2 separate regions of the Homo sapiens genome follow, and region 2 is linked to region 1. A link is a contact called in ENCODE Hi-C or POLR2A ChIA-PET data. All regions are on one chromosome and are shown on one strand. Each heading gives the region's core, a stretch centred on a gene start or an enhancer-like site at or near the end of the contact. The rest is flanking DNA. Distances are from core to core; before and after follow the strand shown.

Evidence for each region. Hi-C counts contacts between places; a loop is a spot of excess contacts on that map. ChIA-PET counts read pairs that join two places held with the same protein, here RNA polymerase II (POLR2A). Pooled maps may share reads with other maps.
Region 2: a map of heart left ventricle shows a loop between it and region 1 (2.0-fold over the local background). The contact joins two enhancer-like sites. A Hi-C loop is called at or near these places in 2 of 168 maps with a recorded cell type or tissue (heart left ventricle and heart right ventricle), 2 of 37 single-sample maps with no recorded cell type and 7 of 50 pooled maps. POLR2A ChIA-PET finds 5 or more read pairs at or near these places in 4 of 52 experiments (BJ, OCI-LY7, WTC11 and 1 more).

Annotation. Positions count from the first base shown.
Region 1 is chr6:156,847,173-156,852,242 of GRCh38, reverse strand. The region is part of intron 2 of ARID1B (AT-rich interaction domain 1B); the gene reads right to left. Among named protein-coding and RNA genes, the nearest start is that of MIR4466, 70 kb to the right of the region's middle. Within about 2 kb of position 3,507, at least 10 of the 41 ENCODE cell types and tissues checked have a DNase peak (open chromatin) inside an H3K27ac peak, as active enhancers do; they include OCI-LY7 and heart right ventricle, where a contact is called at or near this core.
Region 2 is chr6:156,880,864-156,886,586 of GRCh38, reverse strand. The region is part of intron 2 of ARID1B (AT-rich interaction domain 1B); the gene reads right to left. Among named protein-coding and RNA genes, the nearest start is that of MIR4466, 100 kb to the right of the region's middle. RefSeq lists enhancers at 4,346-4,415, 4,426-4,475. Within about 2 kb of position 2,931, at least 9 of the 41 ENCODE cell types and tissues checked have a DNase peak (open chromatin) inside an H3K27ac peak, as active enhancers do; they include OCI-LY7 and heart right ventricle, where a contact is called at or near this core.

The sequences.
Region 1 (5,070 bases), core at 2,258-4,757:
CTTCTGGCCTCAGGCAATCCTCCCACCTCGGCCTCCCAGTGTGCTAGGATTACAGGTGTGAGCCACTGCGCCCGGCCTCAAATTTTTTTTTTTAAGTCAAAAGAGACTTAAACACAGAAACAAACTAAATTTGTGAAGGCTATTACAATTGAACAAAATATTCTGATTCGAAGTCCCTATATGCTCTTGCGAGAGGTAAAGAATAGAAATATAACTTTACCCAGTTAGGAAGGAAATATGTAAGTAACAAGTATTTGTACTGAAAGCATCCCTTTTCTAGACCAGCCTTGCGCTGAGATAACAATATCTCCATAATACCTTTAAAGAATGAGAGGCTGATTCAAGCCACAGTCCACAGGGATCAATTTACTGCCAGTCAATTTGCTAAAGACCATTTAGCTAGCTATATTCAAGCCTAGAATCTTTTAAAAAGCCAAATCAGCTCTGAGTATGTGCTGGGCTTTTTCATTATGTTAGTCTTCTACGTGAAGCACTCGACCAATAAATATTCAAATAAATTAACTGTGCCAGTAAAAAGTTTACTGTACTTAGTCATTTGAATGCAGAAATAGTAATTTTAACAATCTGTGCACAATTCCATGTTACGTTGGGCAGGCCCAGTTCAAACCCACTCCTGACACCCTACAGCTATAAATTATTTCTGGAGCTTGAAAGTGAAAGACAGGCCAGGTCTGAAATAGCACAACAGTTGGACAGTTCCAGCTTCAAGAAGACAAACCCTGTAATAACCTAGATCCAGAGGCTTCAGAAGGAGTCTAACTCACTGTCCAAAAGTGGGGGGAAATCCCTTCCAGAAAACATTCTTCTTTTTAAAAACGTACTCTTCATTGTTATTTCCTAAATATACAATTAAACATTGGAGTGTCAAAAGCAAAGCAGAAAATAGAGAATGCTAAATAAATAACCCGGAACAAGTTGAACCCTTCACGACTGAATGGTCTTGGAGAACAAATAGGGTATCTTCCTCCTCGAAGTCTTAAGATCTGGGTCCCCTTTCTAGAAGCAGCCCCTAGTGCTTGCAGGGGGGCTCTGGCACACACAGAGAGAGGCCAAGGTAACTGAGTCTTTCCCTAGTTAAGTCTCCTCCTTGGGGACATTTTCTTCATGTAAATTAGCAGTGTTCAAAGAGCCAGACCTGGCTCATTCCCCCACGGTAATAAATAATATAACCACACAGAACATTCAAAAACACTGCCCAATGCTGTTAATAAATACGGGACAAATACGCAAGGTTCAAAGATTAATGAAGCACCTCGTTCCCTTCATACAACCACTTGTTATCTGTGAGTGGAAAGATGATGGGGGAATTTTTGTGACTTTCATATTCCTTTACATTATCTGGACACTTTACAGTAAATACTTATCATTTCTCCTGTCAAGGGGAAAATATTTAAGCCATTTTCCTTTTTAATTTTCTCACTCAATGTGGTTTCAAAGAACGGATAGCAAGTTTAACTGCTTCAACCAGGTTAGTGGTCTTCAAAAGGTAACCTTAGTAAAATTTAAATAGACAATTCTTTCTTCCCAGAAGAAATTCTGAAAGAATATTAGTCTAACATATTTTCAGAAAGAAAAAAATGCTTAAACTGCCTATACATTAAATGCTTGTTTGAGAAATTACACTAATTACAACGAAGAGCCACTCTGTGATCATTAAAAATTACTATGCGTTCAGTGCAAGGGGTGATTCCAGTGTTTCCACTTCCCCATTCTACTTTCTATTACTTTTCATCCTTTTAGGCACTTATGTCTTAAAAGTGGCATAGCCTACAAAATTAGGAATTCAAAATACAAATTCAAAAAAGCCGCTTAATTTTAGAAATAGGTCCTCAAAAAGAAAAATATTTACACAATTTCATGTGAGAATTCAATCCTAAATAAGAATACTGGCGTCCAAAATCACCCAAAATGCAATAATAAAAATACAGATTCATATTGTCCAGTCAAAAAGAGTCTCCAATTTAATCATATATTGTAGCATTCTCAAAACTTCCTATCATTCCGTCCCATCTTTTCCATTTTCAGAAATGAAGTGATAATTCAAATGGGAAACACAGTAATTGTGTACAGTGCAGCCTGTCAATTGGTCCAGTTCTCTTCTGCACATCACCTTAAATACGTGCAAGCCAGATATGCTCTCCCGGGGCTGGGCGGGCCTGCATCTAGTAACTATGTGCTTAAAGTTGTCCAGGGCTACTAGATCAAAGACAGCCGTGCAAGAACACTTCCAGCTCTAACAGGTGCCACTTTGTGCAAAAACATCCACAGGAGTATTACAAAAAAAGACAGCACTGGGTTTCAGAAAGCCCGGTGTCAAAAAGGTGCTTTCATGCATTTTTAATCCGAGAGAGAAAGTGAACAATTGTCCTTCAATAATCAGTGTCAGGGCCAATGACACGGCTTCCCCTCCTTAGGGTCCACCCAAACTGTGACAATTGGCTTACCAACTACGGTCCTTAAGGGCTTTAAAAACAAAAGAAAACCAAAAAAGCTATCCTCCCCAGCACAGAAAAGCACCCAAATATTTGTCTTTTTCTTCTTTTGCCCCTTCCATCTAGTAATGAACAAGAAAAGAAGGAGAAAATGAATGTGATTGTCTGCTCTCTGGGACAGAAAAACATGCAAAGACTGTAACGATTTACACAAAGAGGTGTTTAAATTTTGACTCTTTTAGACTACGTAAATGCAGATGCTTCTCTCTATGAATTAATTAACATTCTGCTATTTAATATTTTAAGTCTTAGCAGCGGGTCCCACATGTTGGCTGACTGTGGGGTATAGCCTGAAAATTATTTGTAATGACAATTCTGTAACATTATCCCTCACTTTACCAAATTCCTTACCAATGTTTAATAACAAAACAAAGCAAGGTATCAATGGCATTTATTACTTTAACCCTATGATTTAGTATATAAAACTCTTCCAGGGAAGAGGGCATGAAGGAAGGGAGACAAAAATGGTTTTCTAAGTACTCCCAGGGGAGGAGAGGGAAGAACCCTGGTAACACGTGAGTACCTTCAGAAGAATCGAGGCAACAATTTAGAATAAAAAATAGCATACATAATCTCAAGGAAATGCTGGACATAATTTAGGAAAAATGCCACTGGACACAGAAGACCAAAAATGAAGACTAAATGTCCCCAAATTTTTGACATTTAATAAATATGTTTCTCCAGGAACCTGGTGCTCAGTTAATTAGTGAAAGTATATGGACCCAGGCGGTGAAGTTTCTCCCTGGCAGAAGGGGCAACAGGCTTCAAAAATAATGGGAAATTTACTCAAAGTTGTCTCCTTGGTTATTGTAACAAATATTTTACCAAAAGATATCAGAGAAGAAAGGGACTGCCATCAGATGACTCGTCTTTTATTTATGATGACAGAGCTAAGACTTAGCGAGGCAGCAGGGCCTCCCCACACTTCTGGTCTACCAAGCCAGAGAAGGCCCCCCGGCACCTCCCCTCATGCTAAGCTCCATTCCCAGGCCAGACAAGGCTATAAAAAGCCTGGCCTTGGGCCAGCTGGCAGACCACACACCGGGTATTTTTAACTTAAAGGGGCCTGAGGATCAGGCCAAATCCAGGGCACCAAAAATGCACAGAGAAGAATAACAACCTCCAGCCAGGATGGTGGTCCACATGGAAGATCCTTTTCCTGAGTTATCCTAATTACTAATGGGTGTTCTAATCGTGATGAAGACATTAAAAGATAACATTTGGGAAAGCTGATAAAAGTGGGTAGATACTTCATTTTGGAAGTGCACGATCACTTTGAAAGACCATATGTAGAGTTACATAAACAGCAATGTGAACACCAAACACTGGCCAAATAAACTGAACTCTTATTCTTTATTCCTGACACATAAGGCTACAGACTTGACTTTTGTTATAATTACTCTAACAGTTTGCTGTTGTTGTTTTTAGTTTCACACTGGTCTTGGCACTGGGCCACACATACAGATACTGTGAAGCTGTTCTCTTCAATAAAGCTCAAATACAGCAACAGTACAACTGAAGGCTGAGGAGCTAAGGATTATGCTACAATGACTAACTTCATTTTCTGGGTTCATAAGTATTAATCGGAAATTTCTTCCCGTTTCATTCTTTATTGTTAAAAATTACACTGAAACACAGACATTAGTTATATTTTCTGCCTTAAATGAGCACCACTGCATCTTTCCTTGAGGACTGAAGACTGGCAAAGTCTCCATCACGATTCTAAATATGAATGCTTAGTATCACCTGTCCAGTGACAGGGCAAGGGGAAGGCCAGGTAGGTGGGGTCTCAATTACAACACCCTTGCTCTGACTGTTTTATTTATTGGATTCTCTGGTGGGCTTCCAGGGAGGAGGTCGAGTTGGGTTCTGTGACTCCTGGAGAGCAAGCCACATCTGCAGAGAGCCGGGTCTACAGTCAGAAATTTCTTTTCGAACTAAATATAACCTTAAAATACTTTACTTAACTTGCCTCTTTTTCTCTCCTAAAGGCAAAGGATAACCAGAAAAATCATGTTTACCTGCAGACGTGTGTTAATAACTACCAAATGTAAACACATTCAAGATATCCTTAACATTTACAACACTAGGATCATCTTCATCCTCATTAAAATATATCTGCTCTCATCTGCAAGAAACCTCCAAAACTCTCTTTCCTTCCCATCGTCTATCTCAGCTGGACTCTCCTCTCTTACCCTTCACTGGGGATGTTCTCTACAGACCCAGACCTCATTTTGCCTCTGGATGGTGGGAGAGCCTGGCCGGCCTTCCCACTTCAGATCTCCCATTCGCTGGGTCCTAAACACAGCTGGGAGACCCTTTCCCCTGAGCAGCACTTCCTGAGTTCCCTGAAGCTTTTCCTGGCGAATCTAAACAAAGGCCACCCCACCCTTACATGGCCTCCTCAGACCAGGTTCCCTGCCAGAGACGCTCCAGTTGTGCTGTTTAATTCATTTATTCTTAGGTTTATTCTTAGTCTACCAATTCCTTGAGACACTGAAAACTCTGGCACATTACCAGATAGCACAGTATTAAAACCTATTAGAAAACAGGTTGG
Region 2 (5,723 bases), core at 1,682-4,181, 35 kb before region 1:
CGGAAGTGAAAGGTGGAGGAAGCGAACAGCCACTCAGACTGGGACAAGAGAGGCAAGGACACTTTGGAGGTCATGCTGTGTCCCAGGAGAGCAGTACGGGGTAAGGCATGGGGAGCCCAGAGGATACAAGAGAGCCAGCAGGGGTGGGAAAAGAAGCTGAATAGAGGAAGGAAGCCTGTAAATGAGAAATGCACACACATTTCTTTAAGTTTTAAAAACTAAAATTGTTAGCCAGGCATGGTGGCAGGTGCCTGGAATCCCAGCTACTCCAGAGGCTGAGGCAAGAGAATCACTTAAACCCAGGAGGCGGAGGTTGCAGTGAGCTGAGATCACACCATTGCACTCCAGCCTGGGCGACAAGAACAAAATTCAAAACAAACAAACAATAACAGCAACACTAAAATTGTAAAATCTGTGTAGTTGAGATTAATTTAGAAAGTATGGGTAGAATGTCCCTTATCTGAAATGCTTGGGATCAGAAGTGTCTTGGATTTCAAGCTTTTTCAAACTTTGAGATATCTGCATTACATAATTGCTGGTTGAGCATCCCTAACCCAAAAATCCAAAATCTTGGATGCTCCAATAAGCATCTCCTCTGAGCATCACATCAGTACTCAAAAAAAGTTTAGGATTTTGGCACATTTCTAATTTTGGATTTTCAGATGAGGGATACTCAACCTGTACAATATTAGGATACAAAATTTCTACCAACACAGACACTGTAAGTTCTAGGCACAAGTGGGAAGGGGAGGCTTCGTTGTGAGTCGTTTAGCACATAATCTTAACTTACATGATAAACTTGTGATACTGGGCAAGAAACAGGAACTCCATTTTAAAGTTGTGGCAATATGAAGAAGTGATGCTTTGGATAAAGTATCAAAGTACTTGAAATATCAACATATTTCAAAGTAAATGTTCATACAAAAAGAAAATAATTCAGTTATTTCCCTTGAGAAGAACAATCTGCAACTTTTAAAATTTCATCAGGTGGAACATGTACCAAGTAGACCCAAAAGATTGGTCAGAAAAAAATATAGGATGTTGACATTTTAAAATCAGTAACAGAAAGACACCCAAGGGCAGGCAGGGGAAAGGGAGGAGGACTTACTGAAGGTAGAATTTTCAGCAAAATAAATGTCTCACTTCTTTCCATTGCCTCCTCATTTTATATTTACAAATCATTAAAATTAGGCATTCTAAACTATACATTTTGAAACTCAATAAATAATCATAAAATGATACTTACCCACCTCAAACCAATACTTCAACATGGATGTATTCTGATTGTCCATTCTAAGCACCTCTGAAATTAAGTCAATAGACTTCAGTGAATGCATTTCACTGTTTTGGACATTAACTGGTACAAATACCTGTCTTAAGACAGAACCCTCCAAAATCCAGTGACATATAAGGATAACTGGGCTAAAATATTTTAGTTCTGAAATTAGATCATATTCCAATTTTACTTTATTTTAGCTATATTACCATTAGAAGGTAAAGCCAGGTTTCAAACAGTATCCTACAATGATTTTCACTTTAATAAATCCTTTAAATTTAAAAGATACACTGTATATGTCATAGGGAAACACGATTTCCAACTATTCATTTGACATATTTAGTTTCCTTTCAAAAATGTTTCTTACAAGAACAATGAAACTTTATCCCAGCAGCAACACTGTAGTCCGGAAGGACTTCCCCGAGCTCAAGACAAGGTATAAGGAACTGGGGGGAAATGATAATATTTTCTGACCAGGGCTACTACATTCAATAATCACTCACAATCATTTAAAACCTACAGCTATTTCTTACTGCCAGAAAAAAGAATTAGCAACACTAGTATCTGGGCATTCGGTGGTTCCTGAATCTCAGAACCTTTTTCCATTGCTCTTCACTCCCCAAACTAGTGGTAGCCTAATAATCCTAGAAACATGGCAGCCACCTCCTTAGCGGACTATGATTAGCCCACACACAGCATCCAGGAAAAACCAACTGCTGGAGTTTGGGCACTCCATCCTTACACCTCCTAATCCTCCCAGATGGAACGCCCATCTACAGAAGGCCCTCCAGGTGGCCACCTTACCCTTATCTGCTGGAGCTTTACTGGGAAGGCGCACTGCTTAGGAGGCAAAGACCTGCATGAAATAGAGAAGACCTGCCGTGCAACTGGCAAATCACTTAGCTATGGTTTCAGTTTTTCATCAGGTTGTCCTGAAAATAGACCATGTTCTAAATCTACTTTATCTGAACTACAAAAAAAAAAAAAATTCTTAAATTATCATTAGAAGGAAAAAGGGAGAGGGGAATCAAAGGAGCTTAAAAAATACTGAAAGTTAATTAGAGTAATGGCTGTCAAATGTTTTGACGCCAACTCGGAGGAAGAAACATATTTTATGTCAAAACCTTGAACACAGAGGACACTTGCTGTATGTGCTACATTTGTATCTTCTACTATTTACATCAAATTCCTTCCATTAAAAACATTTCTAGTTGCAGTCTAATACATTACTTTCTTGCTCCCATTAATGAGTCATAATCAGCAGTTTAGAAAACACTGCATTAGGGCACGATATTTTTTTTCCCAGAGAATCTCAAAGAAAACAGTTCCAAGTGATACTTTATCAGAATAAATGAGGGTCCCGCGATTCTGGCTCCTGAAATGCCTCTTCCCTGACCTACAGCTGTTGTTGATACAAAATGCCATTGCCAGAGAAAGAGAACTTACTGCTGGTCTGAGTAGGCTGAACTGCCAGGGCAGGTTAACAGGAAACACCTGCACAGGAGGAAGGCAAACACCAGCAGAACAGGTAACAGCTTACCTCCAGCACCTCCAGCACCTGCCACTCAGAGGAGCCGGCAACTCTCAGAAGAAGTCAAGAGTCAAAGCAAGGAAAGGTGAAGAGATGGGGCTGGAGTGAGACGAGGTGACAGTCCCGAGGTGAGGATCGGAGAGTGAGATCATGCTGTGGGGAGCGTGGGCCGAGTGCTGGGGCTGATGTGTGTCAGGCTCACGCTGGAGAGGAAAGCATGGAAGACATGGCGTTCAGAGGCAGCACGTCCAGAGGAGAAGGAAGTAAAGCTCAGAAAAGTAAAGAAAAGCAAGGAGAGGAAGGGCTATGACTTATTTTAACTTTCCACACAGATCCCCAAAGAAGAAAAGTAAATTGTCACGAAGACAAGGCAATCTATTTGTCCAGAGTGGAGGACCCCAACTGTGGGAGCTCTCAGATCACCAAGTCCCTGGAGTAACTTGGGAATCCCCCTAGCAATGAACTCTTTGCCAGGTTTATATGAATATTAGGCAAACAATAGCTCTGGGAGAAACAATTAGAAGAAATTATAACTACTACCCCAAATTTACAATAATGCTACCAAGAATAAAGACGGTTAACATATAATTGAGAATCTGCAAGCTGACGAGGAAGATTTGATGCAGGGAGAGAGCCCCGAAGTAAGATGCTGTCGGTATGGGGAGCCTAAAGGCGCCTCACAAACACTCCTTGACTATAACTCCCAGGGAGGCCAGAAGAAACCTAAGGCAGTTGCGTTAATTCAGGCTCTACCCTTAGAAAATGCAGAAATTAAGACAGCGAACTCTCCCTCTTTTCGGGTTCCCCGTGTAAGATTTTATCATAACCTTACTTTGTTCTCTATCCTGAGGCCTCAACATAAAAGCCCCTAGCCACAAAAATACAGTATAAAGCTAATCAGCTCTGTGTACTACAAAATGATTTACAAAATAACTACCGAACAGACCTCATTATAAAATGTTGTCACTGATATCACCTTCCCTCACCCAAAACTAGCACTCACGACAATAGCAAGACGTTATACAAAGCACTTTTAAACGTTTTAAACTATTTTCACACAGACGATCTCATTTACCTCCATAACAATCCTACGAAAAAGTATAGAATCAGTATCCTTTCACAGAAAAATGTCTAAGAGTATGTGGCCAGTGTGTGATGGGAACCGTGCTATATTTCTGGTCTCCTGATTGAAAGAGACCACAGCAATGAAAGAAAAAGGCAAGGCAAGGCACCCTTATAGTTGGTATCTGTAGCTACGCTTTGTTTTCCCAAATGGATTTCAAACACCTCTATATTTTCCATTATTCACATGTGTTGACTGATACTTTATTGTGCAATGATTAGGTGTCCACAGAATCATCCCAGGCCCTGTAGATGGTACAAATATGAATAAGACAGAATCTCTGAACAGAAACAGCCCCTAGCAGAAGAGAGGGAGCCCATGGGCAAACAGGGAGATTCTGAGTGGCATCAAAGAAGCACAGCAGAGAGGCAGGCTGGCCAACTCTGCCCGAGGAGCTGGGCGGAAATGGGTCCCAGAACATGGGAATTGCTGCTCCACCGGGACCAAGGCTGAGAGGGAGGACTCCCTTTCAACTAGCAGAGAAGAGAAACGAGAGTAAGATCTGTTGAACAGCTGCAACCCAGCTGGGGAAGAAAGGCACACACAAGTGAAAGAGGAATCATTCAGGACAGGATGAGCAGTGATGGGGCAGAATTTTATTAATTCCCAGGGCCATGCTAGGCATACAGCAGATGCTTAAAAAAATACTGGCTGTATGATTGCTTGACTCTGAAATAAATTAGTACATTTTATTTTAAAGCAGAAGTATGTATGTTACTACCCAAGTAAATGAGTTCTAGTTCTCAAATATCAACTGTGCATACTTAAGCATTAGGGCTTCCCCCAATGCTACACTAGCCTTCAGGATGCCTCCTCACATTAGTCAAGAACACATCTTCGCCTTATTAACCCAAATAAGCCATGGGGAGGAAGTTAAACTTGCCGCCACCCCAAATCGAATACTGTAGCCCCAAACCGTGAGGCAATTTTTAAGGAATATCTACCATTTGGAATTATTGCTATAACTACTTCCCCACAATGGGGACAGGAACACTGGAGATCCACCAGTATGTATCACTAAAGACTAAAATTCCAACCACAGGTGTTGAAAGTAGCCCAGTATTGAGGTATGGGAACCCGTGCAGTCCTCAGGCTCTGAGAAGGAATGATGCAAAACCGAAGACAATATGCCATTTGTGCAGACATTTAGAGAGAACCTAAAGGTATTACATGTGACACTATATATATACATAGATGTGTGCATACATTGTATACATACATATATTTTTAAAACAGTATAAGCAGGAGTCTATTTTCCAAAGCTTTGAAAACAAAAACTAGTAGAAATTATGCAATTTCTTCAAATACAACATGCCAGAATTTCAAATCTGGTACATCTAAAATTTCAAATACCATATACTAAACCCTATTTGGGTCCAGAAAAGCAACTTCTGGCTCTCCTAGTACCAAATTGTGACTGCCTGAGTGAGCCGTAATTAACAGAAATCAGCTTTCTCAGGTTCCAAGAGTGGCTCCCAGAGAGGCTGTTCCCAGCCATGCAGGCCCCACCCAGGGAGAAGGAGAAGACCTAACTTGAGCCAACTCACCTGGCAGGGCTCTCTCGAAACTCCTGCAGGCCCCAGGCAACACGCTGTCACTGTCAGTGCATTTTAAATACCCTTCTAACCTCTACTATCAAGCTAACAAGACCAGTACAGAATTCTAAACCCTTCTCTTTAGCCTTTTTCTCTACTTTACAGCCACAAAAGTGCTTATAAATTATGCTAGTCTGAGAACATGGATTACACAAGAAACACGAAAAAATGACTATGCAGTTTTCAATTTAAAATTTC